Regions from separate parts of the Homo sapiens genome. Here region 1 is linked to region 2. A link is a contact called in ENCODE Hi-C or POLR2A ChIA-PET data. All regions are on one chromosome and are shown on one strand. The core of a region is the stretch at or near the end of the contact, and the rest is flanking DNA. Distances in the headings are between cores, read along the strand shown. Region 1 holds the start of LINC01599 (long intergenic non-protein coding RNA 1599). Region 2 overlaps LINC01599 (long intergenic non-protein coding RNA 1599).

Region 1 (6,391 bases), core at 447-2,946, 44 kb after region 2:
TTTTAAAGTCACATTGCTCTTTTAGAGTTAATAAATATAAACTCTGAAAATATTGTTATGCAGATAGATCAAGTCTCAGACTTCAGAAAAATGACTTTCTGCTGTACTTTAATGGCCTGCTACCCATCTGGTCTCAGGTTTAGCAAAGAACCGTGGAAGGAGGAATTGAGTAAGGGTCCAGGGCGGTGGAATGTTAATCCTGGAGCTCCAGCCAGCAAACCCAGGCTCCCATATTTAGAAACGAGGATTTGCTCTGTCCCTATTGGCCTTCGAATGCTCGTGGCAGTTGCTTTCAAACTGTAAAAATGAACAGTGAACAAAAATTTTCTTCCCCGTATCTTCTTTATTTTTCTAAGATTGTTATTTGTTTAAATAACAGTACATGTTGTGTAACAATGTTCTCAACTTCCTCCCATCCCAGCTGCCATTCCCACCGTGACTGGGCAGCAATGTTTACATGCATCCTATACTCTCAAAAAGGTGCCCAGATTTCACACTGCAACAGATAAAACTGACTTGCATTATGCATATTTTCCAAGTGCCCACCTGTAATTCCACCCCAACTACGGTCACATTTATTGAACACTTACTATGTGCCTAGTACCTAAGTACATTACATGTATTTGACTAATTTAATCTCCACAGCAACCTATAAGATATTATGATCTTTACCTTACATATGAGGAAACTGAGGCACACAGAGTTTAAGTAACTTCAAGGTCACACAGCTAGTAAGTGGCAGCACTGGGATTCAAACCCAGATAATCTGGTCTCAGAGCCTCTGTGCTGACACTGTTTTCAGAATGCACGTGAGCAAAATATTATCATGGAGATAATCTGCTGTACCATATTTTAGGTTTATCATTTGCAAATGATAGCATCTTGTCATTAATAATCAATGACTTAGAATGTATCTCACAGTTGATAGGGACTCACTAGATATTCACAGAACTTCACCAACACATAAGAACTTCAATGTCTTGAACAACCCCAAATATCTAATGGTTTAAACTTTAACTGGTGAAAATGCCTTGAGAATTTATTGCTTTCCTACCCAATATTATGGAAAGTAAAAACTTAGCTTTTCCATTAATTTTCAGTAAGATATCGTTGCAACAGTTTTCTTTTTCTGTATTTCTATTAGAGTGAAGGTCTTTATGGTATGAAAACTGAATATTCTCCTCTAACAATGTTTGTTATCAATGAATCAAAACTCTTTCAAATCCTGATGTTTCCTAAGAAAAAAGAAAACCCAGAAGTCAAATACCTGGCCTGTGCCTACAGGACTGTGGGAACCAAAGACACAGCTTCAGCCTTCAGAAGTAAGAACTACCACTTACTCTATTGAAAAAAAAAAAAAAAACTGCTTTGAAAAACTAATTAAAATGAGAAGTTTTAAGTGTCTCAGATGTAAAATCATGATTATGTGAAAGGTACTTTCAAGGTGAATTTTAATTTTCAGAACGTCACTTGAATTAATTTAGCCTCTTAAATATCTGTCTTCTTTTCACAGAAGATATCAATAGCAGAGAAAACATTTTATGAATTGTAGTAACGTAGCTTTTTGAATGATATTCAAAAGGCATATCAGAAAGAAACAGAAAGATAAACCAAATACAATTTTACAAGAAAAAAACTTGTTTTACTTACCCTGTGTTATCTTCTGAAAGTAACTCAAAAGGTAGGCTTTTTTTTTTAATCTAATTTCGTTCACCTTTAAAATGTGATTGCATTTCAAAGTAGATTCTATTTTAACAACTTCCTTTCTAGAAAACATTTAAAGACAAAGTCAAGCAATGCCATCTACAGGTGGCCTTTAGAACAACAGATGTTTCTATAACCCATACTCTTCTTTAAAATACCTATAATCTGTCATATCATATTTTGCATCATTTAACAAGGAAATTTTCAAGAAAGGTAAGAAAAAATTAAAAGATATGCTGTGTATAAAAAAATTCCCACTAACATTCTGGATTAATAGTTCTTACTTTAAAATAACCTAGGCCAGGTGCAGTGGCTCACGCACATAATCCCAACACTTTGGGAGGCTGAGGAGGGTGGATTGCTTGAGGTCAGGAGCTCCAGACCAGCTTGACCAACATGGTGAAACCCCATCTCTACTAAAAATACAAAAATTAGCTGGGTGTGGTGGCAGGTGCCTGTAATCCCAACTATTTCAGAGGCTGAGGCAGGAGAATCGCTTGAACCTGGGAGGCGGAGGTTGCAGTGAGCCAAGATCACACCATTGCACTCCAGCCTGGGTGACAGAGTGAGAGTCCGTCTCGAAACAAAACAAAACAACAAAAAACTAATTTCATTTCCAACTTCACCAAACATATGATCCATGGACCCTTGGTTATAAACTGTGGCAGATTAAAATGCAAAGTTATGCAACCTCAAAGATGTTTAAAGTTATAACTGGTGTACAGAAGAGACTCAAGTCATTGGAGACTGGACCTGCAACAATTTTTAACTGTTGAATCCCCCTTCCTTCTTGAGTAGCATCACCTTTGCCTTCTTGGCCAGATTCTCTAATTTTCAGATTATATTTATAGTCTATTTCCATTTCCAAAGTTCAGTCCTGTTTATTTTAAAACCTCCTATTTCATACAAGGTTCCACATCGGATTCCAAGTGGTTTTTTGTCCGTATGTACTAGGGGCCCACTCTATTCACAGATGGTTTGCTTTTTATATACTTTCTTCTTTCTTTGCTCTCTTCTCCTTGGGAAGTAGATGCTAAACGGATAAAAGAGGTTTCCTTGTTGCAGTGGTTCTCAATTTAAGGCAAACATTAAGACCATCTGGAACCCCTTAACAAAACTACTATGCCTCTGATTAAACTGGACTGGGATAGGGCCTGAACATGGGTTTTGTGTGCTTTTAATTTTCCACGTGCAGCCTGGTTTGAGAAACACTGCCTTACTATGGGGTTGCAACCCTTTCCCTAATTGGCTATAACTGCATTCTGATAAGTAGTTTCCGAGCTCCATTGTGCAGAGGCAACCCACACTTGCCCACAGGCCAAGGCATTGGCAGTCCCTTGGGATTTGGGAATTAGCTGTGTCCTGGCTGAGCCCCAGCTAGTGGCATCACCTTATCCATTGCACTTGCCTTTTAAACCACGTCGTCCCCTCCTTCATGTTGTTGCAGAAGTCTTCTAACCCTCAATTCATGCATCATTTCTCAGGCTGGCAGAGTGCATCTTCAATACCCCTCAGCCTTACAGTTCCCACATCACTCCTCTAATTCTGTCTCCATGCTTCGGAATCTGCTGCTGGTGGGTAAACACAAATCCAGCCAGAAAGAGAAATACTGGTCTCCCATACTTGCAAACATCTTGAATCTCTAGTTACTTCCTCAGGCCTTCCTCCTGCGGTTTTGTTTTTTTGAGATAGGGTCTCACTGTCACCCAGGCTGGAGTGCAGTGGTGCAATCATGGCTCACTGCAGTCTCAACCTCCCTGGGCTCAGATGAACCTCCCACATCAGCCTCCCTAGTATGGATGGGACTACAGGTGTACACCACCACACCCAAGTAATTTTTTGTATGTTTTGTAGAAACAGGGTCTTGCTATGTTGCCCAGCCTGGTCTCAAGCTCCTGGGCTCAAGTGATCTGCCTGCCTTGGCCTCCCAAAGTGCTGGGATTACAGGCATGAGCCACCTCACCCAGCCTCCTCCTGTGGTTTGTGAGTGCAGGTACAACTTGTTATCTCTCCACATTCGAAAGCCCAAAAGACTAAATTACATTCCCTAACAATGGACTCCTCCGAAAGGAGACCTCTTCCAGAGCTCCCCAGCTGTCTGTGGAATAGTAGTTGGTGATGGAGCATGTTCTCTGAACTGGCCACCTTCAGTAAGCCCTGTAGCATTCACTGGTCCTAACCATCAGTGGTCGAATCTTAGAATGTGAGGATTGGCACCCTGACTTCAGTTTTGGCCTTATTCCAGAACAAGAAAGATATCCTATTTGACTTTTTTTTTTTTTGAGACGGAGTCTTGCTCTGTCACCCAGGCTGGAGTGCAGTGGCTCCATCTCAGCTCACTGTAGCCTCCACCTCCAGGGTTCAAGCTATTCTCCTGCCTCAGCCTCCCAAGTAGCTGGGATTACAGTGCACGCCACCATGCCAGGCTAATTTTTGTATTTTTAGTAGAGACAGGGTTTCACCATGTTGGCCAGGCTGGTCTCCAACTCCCGACCTCAGGAGATCCGTCTGCCTCGGCATACAGGCGTGAGCCACCGCGCGTGGGGCCTATTTGACTTTGAATTACAAATTTCCTCTACAGTCAGTACTTAGGTGAGTTCTCCAGAAGCAGAGAGGAATGTATGCAAATGATTTATCAAGGTTAAGTAAAGGAATGGGAATAGCCGAACAGGAAGGGGGAGGAAGTCAAGCAAGAGTGTGATTTTGGCAAAGCTGCACAGAGGCCGACTTCAGCCCGACTCCTCCAGGAAATTAGTGAAGTTTCATTTTTCTGAACTAAAAGAGCTGGGTTTTCATACAGTAAAATCAAGGGGGACTTCAGGCCAAAGACCCACAGATAGTGTGTGTTAAAAGAGGGCCAGGTGCAGTGGCTCATGGCTAGTAATCCCAGCACTTTCCGGGGCTAAGGAGGGTGGATCACTTGGCTCCAGGAATTTGAGACCAGTCTGGGCAACATGGTGAAACCCTGACTCTACAAAAAATACAACAAAGCTAGCCAGCTGTGGTGGCGCACCTGTAGTTCCAGCTACTAAGGAGGGTGAGGTAGGAGGATCACCCAAGCCTGGGAAGAGTAGGTTGCAGTGAGCCAAGATTGTGCCACTACTGCACTCCAGCCTGGGCAACAGAACAAAACCCTGTCTCAAAAAAAAAAAAAAAAAAAGAGAAAGCAGGAGGGCATAAAAACTGGAGGGTGAAAAGACATTTAAGGAACCTGGGTGGACTATTATAGTCAAGGTCAAACTTATTTTTACAAATTTCATGTTATAAAACAAGCTAAAAAGTGGTCATTTGTCCTAAGACATCATTAATAACAGCTAGCACTATCTGTACCTCACAAAGCACCACAGATTTAGGTTACACTGCCTTGCAAACTGCTTAATGAAATGCTAAGGACAGTATGAACAAAGTATCTTGGCGGGGGGGAAACCAGCAAAGGAAACTTTTAAGACTGAAATAAACCTGAAAGGAATGAACTGATTTCTTGACTTGTATCCTTAATGTCTCTAAATAGGGCTGCTTTTGCTCCTGTTAACTGTTTAGATGTTCACTTTCTTCAAAGGTATTTCTGAAATTCACAGTCACAAGGTCTCAAAAACAATGTTTATTTTAACACATAAAATGTACCATCTAGCACCAATGCCTATAAATACCAGAATTCCATCCGGTTACTACTCTTTGGAACAAGTATGATTAAAGTCCTTGACAGATTATTGTATATGAGCGAATGGCTTCATAACATAAAACAGAGAGACACAGAACAGAAATTCATTTGGTATATACATATAGAACTACATTTGTAGTTATTCAAAAACCTTTCACTGCTTCATGTAAACAATACCAGTATTTTTAAGCCAGATTTTCCTGGAACATATACATAAAGTGCATGAGCCACGTAAGTGCATAAGCCTGAAACTGGTCTTTCTATTCTCACTCCATGCTCAAATGAAAAATCTGTAAAGATATCTTTTGTTCCTCCAATCTTCTGATTTGTCTTCTTAGCAACTCATTACAGTACAATTTACTGATTAAATCACATAGATATGTATGGTGGAGGAAAAGAAAACTTTGGCTAATATAAGTATACAAGACAATATCTCAGTTCTTTTTAAAATTAAAAGAACATTTCAGTATTAAAGATATTTTAAAAGAAATGAAGTGGAAAATACAAATGATAAATATTGTATAATTATGTACAAAATGAAAACCTTTTAAACTCTGAAGACAAACTAAAATTTACTAGTTTGAATTTAAAACATTATTATATAATAGCAGATAGTTCTCTTCAGAAATTTATCTCTAGCTTCCTGTAAAAGGTCCAGTCAAATCATGTTGGCTGTTTTTGGCAGATTTCAGCCTCGCCTCAATACCAATTTTTATTTGAATAACTGATTCCCAACATTTAAGAAGAACTTGATGCTGAACTAAGTAACCTAAGCTGGATTCAGGGCCATTGGCAGGCAGGCAGGCAAGCAGGAATTTTTCGTATTGCAGACAGCCCCTGGTGGTCATCATCTATACATCGGATCTCTAAGGACGTGCCGGAAAAAAAAATCTGTGAACACAATCTTCCCATGCTGTATTCACATGCTCTATTCACATCTTTAGTTTACCCAGGTTGTTAGAGCCTTGGGTAAGATGATTAAAGGCTTCACGATGGAAATTTCTATAACAAAAAAAAAGGAAACTT
Region 2 (5,757 bases), core at 184-2,683:
CTGTCCCCTCAGGAAGTCTCTCTCCACCACTCATCATGGCTTCTCCCTGCAGCATGTCCCCTCGCTGCTGCAGGCAGGCTTTGCCAGGCTGCAGATGCATGGCCACAGGCCCCTCTGGATTCCCAGCCTTCCAGCAAGCATCTAGAGAGAAAAGAGCCTGCTGCAGCTAGAAAAACCCTGGGATCTAATGAGCTCAGCTTGGGTCATGTGCTCCTCCCAACTCCCACTCCTACCCCTGCCAACCACCCATTGGGTCAGACCCATGCACTCCAGGCACTGAGGGGAGAGCTAGGAGGGAGAATCAATCAGACTCGGGAGGGAGAGGGCAGAGCAGCAGAGGGTTAAGGATGAGCCAATGGTTTCTAACTAGGGGGACTAGGGAAGGCAGCCTTAACTGAAAGAGAATACAAGACAAGCCAGTTTGGGTGTTCTGTTTTGAACTCGATAAATTCAGAAGCTTTGCGAGGATCTAGGGGGAGAATCTCACAGATTGCTGGGAATACAAATCTGTAGCTCAAAAACGCATTGGCAGTGCCTGCTGCTTGATGAAGGCATGGGTGTGCGGGCTTCATCTGGAGAATGCGGAAGATTCCATCATGCCTAGCAGGCTAGCACGGAGCCCCCTCTCCTTGTAACCAGGCTCGTTGGCGACAGAGATCCTGGCAAATTATGAGGAAGTAGAAGCTGGGAGCCATTCAAAGTCATCACATCCACGTTTCTCTTCAGGGACTCAGCCAGGGCCGCTCCTGCTGCTTGTTCCAAGGCACACTGGGAGTTGTTGGGCAAATATTTGCACAACATTTAGGCCCTAAACCTGCAATGGCCTGAGCCCCTCCATGACAGAGCCTCCTACCCGGGTGCAGGCAGCTCTCTCAGCTTCTCCATCAAACCTAGCTACAGCAAGGGCTGTTGAGCCACTCCAAGCTCAAGTCTGGTTTTCCAGAAAAGATGTCCTGCCAAGAAATGTGTTACTGAAGAGGGAAAGGGAAATATAACCAAAGGCCAGGGTACTGGCACCTTTCTCCTGTCCTCTCCTGAAAACAGGGACCTCTGCTTCCTTTTGCCTTCTTGTTCTGTGTTCAGGAAAAGTTGTGTCTGTGGTTAATCTCTCGAGATCCGGAGGGAGTTGGAAATGGGTTTGAATTCCAGTTTCCCCATCCCCATCACTTCCTTGGGAGTCAGTGAAAGTCACTGAGGTAACACAGCAGAGCGCTCGGCATATGAGAAGCGTGAGCCAAATGTGAGCTGTTCTCTCCCAGGAGCGTGTCTGAATGGGGCTGGAGATGGACGCCTCCTTTCCTCATTTCTCTCAGACCTCCTGGGGTGGTTTCCTGTCACAGAACAGAAGCAATTGCCTCAAATCAGATACCCAAGGATGCTGCAGGGAGAAGAGGCTGGAAGAGGGTGGCTGGGGTTTCACTTGTGTAAGCCACACACCTAAAATAAGCCCCCGCAGGAGACTCTGGGAATTTCCTGTAATTTTCACTGTAAATGTCCTATTTATAAAGCTGAGTCACTGCAAGCCGTTGTTTCACAACCACCCAGCATGTGGAGACAGGCCGGCACAGGAAACAAGGAGCATACCCCAAAACGCAGGCCTCACTCATGGCCTTTGGGGGTTCCCTGGGGCCAGCCTGGGCCTGGCCGTTCAGCCCCTGTAAACACCTCCACAAACTCAGGATTTGGGTCACTGGGCCAGGCTTACGCTCTCATCCCCCATTAGCCCTTTTTCTGGCTTCTTTGCTCCAAAATAGTCTTTTTTTTTTTTTTTTTTTTTTTTTTGGTTATACATTTACAGGAAAAGTCTGGCTTCTTCGAGAGTTGCTTACAGACAGTGCCAGGCCTGTCCCCTCTGGAGACCTGAAGGGTCTGGCCTTAAGTAGGATCCAGGGCAACTCTCTGCTTTCCCACATGAATAGACCTGCCTGGATGCCTCTGCTCATCACCACCTCTATAAAACAAACAGATTCTCCCAGGACAGATTCCATACGTTCAGGGCTCAGGGTGCCTGAACCCAGAATTCATTAAAAGCAGTGAAGGGGCAAAAACGGGAGCAGATGTCAGCAAAGCACAACTGCACTTAGCAAGTTCACCTTTCCATCCAGAGTTCCTTGCAGGAGGGGCCAGGAGGGAACACAAAACCCTCCTCACTTCCTGATTTTACAATCACTCAGCTAGCGGCTACAATCAGGGTCACTAATCACAGCTGTTGAACCAGGCCGCCACATCCTGCCACCAGCAGCCCCGGAAGACACTGTGCAGAGCAGGAGGCAACCCTATGCCACTGGTTCTCTGGTGTGCAGAGAAGTCTCCAAATCAAAGAAACCTTAATGCTTAGTGACAGCTTCTCGTTAAACAAGGTAAACAGTGGTCCAGTGAAAACATTCTCAATGTTGCTGAGAATGTTTCCCTCAACACACTTCTTTTTGGGAGCCAGCTCAGAGGCCCAGCTCTGTGTGCCTTGTGGGTTCAGCTCTGATTTCTGGGAGCCCTGGGAATGTAGGAGGTTTGGACCCTGAGAAGTCCCTGGGCCGGCAGTGCTGTGTGTCAGTGTCAAGGCAGTGCAGTGGCATGGGGCAAGGCCTCTGTGAACTAGTCAGCGGGGAAGGGGCGGGAGGGCATTGCCAGGTGCCCAAGGCTATCTCCAGTGCCAGAGCTCCTCCCTCCCCGTCCCCACATTATGTGACCAAAGGTCTTTGGGTGTTGCTGCCGGATGGTGGGTCTTCTGGTCCAGCTGCTCTCTAACACCTGATGCCCTTTTATCACCCTCTGTCTCTCATACTTCCCAGGCCCCGGCCTGAGCCCCAACCCAGGCAAAGTCCCCTGAAGTCGCTATTCCTTTCCTTATTCTTTATTTTCATCGCCACATCTCTCTCTCTCTCTCTCACCCCCGTTACCAGAGAATTTAGGCTACCTTTTCTCCATCAGCATGGCCCGTGGCCCGACAGCAAATGTCTGAATGTGTGTGTGGTAGCTGGCACTCAGCTTCTCATGAGCTCCGTGATGTGAGCTCCATCTATGGAGGACACAGATGTTAGTGTCACAAAAACCCAGGCATTTTCAACTCCTGTCTAGTGAGTCACCCTTCCCCTAAGCCCCACCCCCACCTATCACAGAGATTAACTGGGGTTGGGGGAGGGTGCTTCTTACTGTAGCAGTAAAAAAACAAAGTAACCTGTCAATTTAGAAAAAACAGATTCAGGCCCAGTGCAGTGGCTCATGCCTGTAATCCCAGCACTGTGGGAAGCTGATATGGGCAGATTGCTTTGAACTCAGGAGTTCAAGACCAGCCTGGGCAACATGGCAAAACCCTACCTCTACAAAAAATTAGCCAGGCATCATGGCACATGTCTGTGGTCCCAGCTACTCCAAAGGCTGAGTGGGAGGATCAACTGAGCCCAGGAGGCAGAGGTTGCAGTGAACCAAAATCGTGCCACTGCATCCAGCCTAGGTGACAGAGACCCTGTCTCAAAAAAAGAAAAAGAAAAAACAGATTCAAACCAATTAGAACTCAGAAGGTTCAGCAAGTTCACCAGACACAAAATCTACCTGCAAAAATCAACAACATCTCTGTCCACCCACAATAACTGCTGAAAAATATTATTAAAAAGATACCATTTACAATAGCAGCAAGAATTACAAAATATATCTAGGTAATAGCCAAGAATACCCAAAACTTCTAAAAACATGTCTTAAATTCTAATAAGGAAACATAAAATGATCTGAATAAATAGAGTACATTCCACATTTTGGGTAGGATGACCTCATGTAAGATGACTTACTTTGGATGACATTTATAAAGACCTAGTTATATGAACAATGAACCTATAAATTTAATGCAATGCTAATCAAAATTCCAACTGGATTTCTTTTTGAGAAACTCAATGGAGAAATAATTAACTTTTACAAAGAAGAGTAGAGGGGAGACTTGCCCAATTACCTACACTACAAAATCAGAATAACAGTAGCAGTGCCAGCTCCGTGGCAGTCCAGTAGACTAGCAGAAAAGCATGGGTAGCTGGGCAACACACTCCGGTCCTTTAGGAACTACACAGAGAGAAAGTTAACCCAGCAAACACAGGTCCTCAGTGGGCTCAGCCACCAGTGGAGGTTTTGCTGGGATATTTTGCTACACTACTATCATTGCAACAAGTATACCTAAGGGATAACAAAACATGTGCCTCAAGGTCCCCGTGTGACTTAAAATGCACTACATCAAACTGGCTCTGTGGAAAGAACAGGACTTAACCGTTCAGCAGGCCTAACTCTCTGGAGCTGCCCCTGAAGTCCGCAGCAGCTACACGTCCTTCATGAGGCCAGATGTGCAAAGCCGGGCCCAGAAAGCTGAGGTAGGTCCCTGCACAAGGCCACAGGGCTTCCATCTCTCTCCACAGAAAACACATCGCAGAGCTCATGAGAAGCTAAGTGCCAGCTACCAGGAGTGCTGGAGGGTGAGCTGGAGGAGGTGGCCTTAGGTGGAGATGAAGGGACAGGAGTCCACAAAGCAGGCCCACTCTGAGTGTCCAGCAATGCTAGGTAAAATTCACAGGTGGAAATCCTAGGCCCCAGGGTGACGGTGTTTGGAGGTGGGGCTTTGGGAGGTGATTCGGTCTTGGGGACAGAGCCCTGAAGAGCCCTTTAATGGAGGGGATTAAAGCCCTTATGAAAGAAACCCCTTCTGCCACAAGAGGACTCTGGGAGAAGGCGCTCTCTATGAACCAGAAATCCAGCCCTCACCAGACACCAAATCTGCCAGCGCCTTGATCTCAGACCTCCCAGCCTCCAGAACTGTGGGAAATAAATGTCTATCCAGTCTGTGGATTCCTGTCCTAGCAACCCAAATGGACTAAGACAAGCATCTTTTACTTCAACTAATTCAAGCAGATGTTCAGCTCTCCTGAATTACTAAAAGCATACACATTTTTAAAAATAGAGCATACAAATCAAATCTCAAGCATTTTGTGTCCACTCTCTTTAGCTCCTTGTCGCTCGTCTCATGTTTCTGTAAAACCACATTCTTTCCTCTCATTTTCGGTGGGGTCTGTCTGGGTTGTGCTGTAGCAACAAAAAATTTCCAAATCACAGAGGCTTTACACATTGATCATTGATATTTGAGCACTGATCATTGCTGAAGCTGAGTAATGGGTACAACAGGTTTGATATTATATATATGCATATATATATTGTATTGTATATATACATATATATTTGAAATTTTCAATAATAAAAGGTTTTGTAAATCTCCATGGCTTAAACCCACAAAGGCTCGTTTCTTGCTCATCTTCCATGTCCCTCATGGATCAGCAAGGTCTCTACTCCACTTCATCCTCATCCAGAGACACAGGCTAGCCAGCCTCCACCCTCTAGATTATTACTCACTACCGTAGCACCAAAAAGGAACCACGGGGAGAGCATGTGATGGTTCTTCAGGCTTTTGCCTGAAAGCGAAACCCATGACTTCTGTTCACATTTCATCAGCAAAGCAAGCCACATAGCCACACCTAATTTTAGTGGCTCAAAGACAAATGGATCTACTATCTACTCAGTAGAAAGGGAACTGGAAATATCTGGTAAACAGCACTAATGATGACCACAGCCACGAAGAGATGTAAATCTAGAAATTCATTCAGAAAGAAGCCCTGATATGCCATAGAGTTGTTCCCAATGGGTTTCACCCCCAACCAAAACCAAACACTCAGTTTTCTCCATTTTAATAAAACATTCAAACTTATACTAAGACTGGGAGTTCCACAATGT

The links. Hi-C counts contacts between places; a loop is a spot of excess contacts on that map. ChIA-PET counts read pairs that join two places held with the same protein, here RNA polymerase II (POLR2A). Pooled maps may share reads with other maps.
Region 1: a loop to region 2 is called in a map of natural killer cell, with 6 times the contacts of the local background. The contact joins the promoter of LINC01599 here to the enhancer-like site in region 2. A Hi-C loop is called at or near these places in 19 of 168 maps with a recorded cell type or tissue (B cell, CD14-positive monocyte, CD4-positive, alpha-beta T cell and 12 more), 31 of 37 single-sample maps with no recorded cell type and 23 of 50 pooled maps. POLR2A ChIA-PET finds 5 or more read pairs at or near these places in 25 of 52 experiments (B cell, CD4-positive, alpha-beta T cell, CD4-positive, alpha-beta memory T cell and 18 more).

The regions. Positions count from the first base shown.
Region 1 is chr14:50,103,347-50,109,737 of GRCh38, forward strand. LINC01599 (long intergenic non-protein coding RNA 1599) reads right to left here and starts at 1,697. Exons shown (of 9, transcript NR_131171.1): 1 at 1,651-1,697. VCPKMT (valosin containing protein lysine methyltransferase) reads right to left here. Exons shown (of 6, transcript NM_024558.3): 6 at 5,291-6,367. The coding sequence ends at 6,353.
Region 2 is chr14:50,059,703-50,065,459 of GRCh38, forward strand. All of the region lies in intron 2 of LINC01599 (long intergenic non-protein coding RNA 1599), which reads right to left. Among named protein-coding and RNA genes, the nearest start is that of LINC01599, 42 kb to the right of the region's middle. RefSeq lists enhancers at 1,378-1,667, 1,868-2,047, 2,538-2,607, 3,078-3,287, 4,843-4,892 and 1 more. Within about 2 kb of position 1,434, at least 35 of the 41 ENCODE cell types and tissues checked have a DNase peak (open chromatin) inside an H3K27ac peak, as active enhancers do; they include B cell, CD14-positive monocyte, CD4-positive, alpha-beta T cell and 6 more, where a contact is called at or near this core.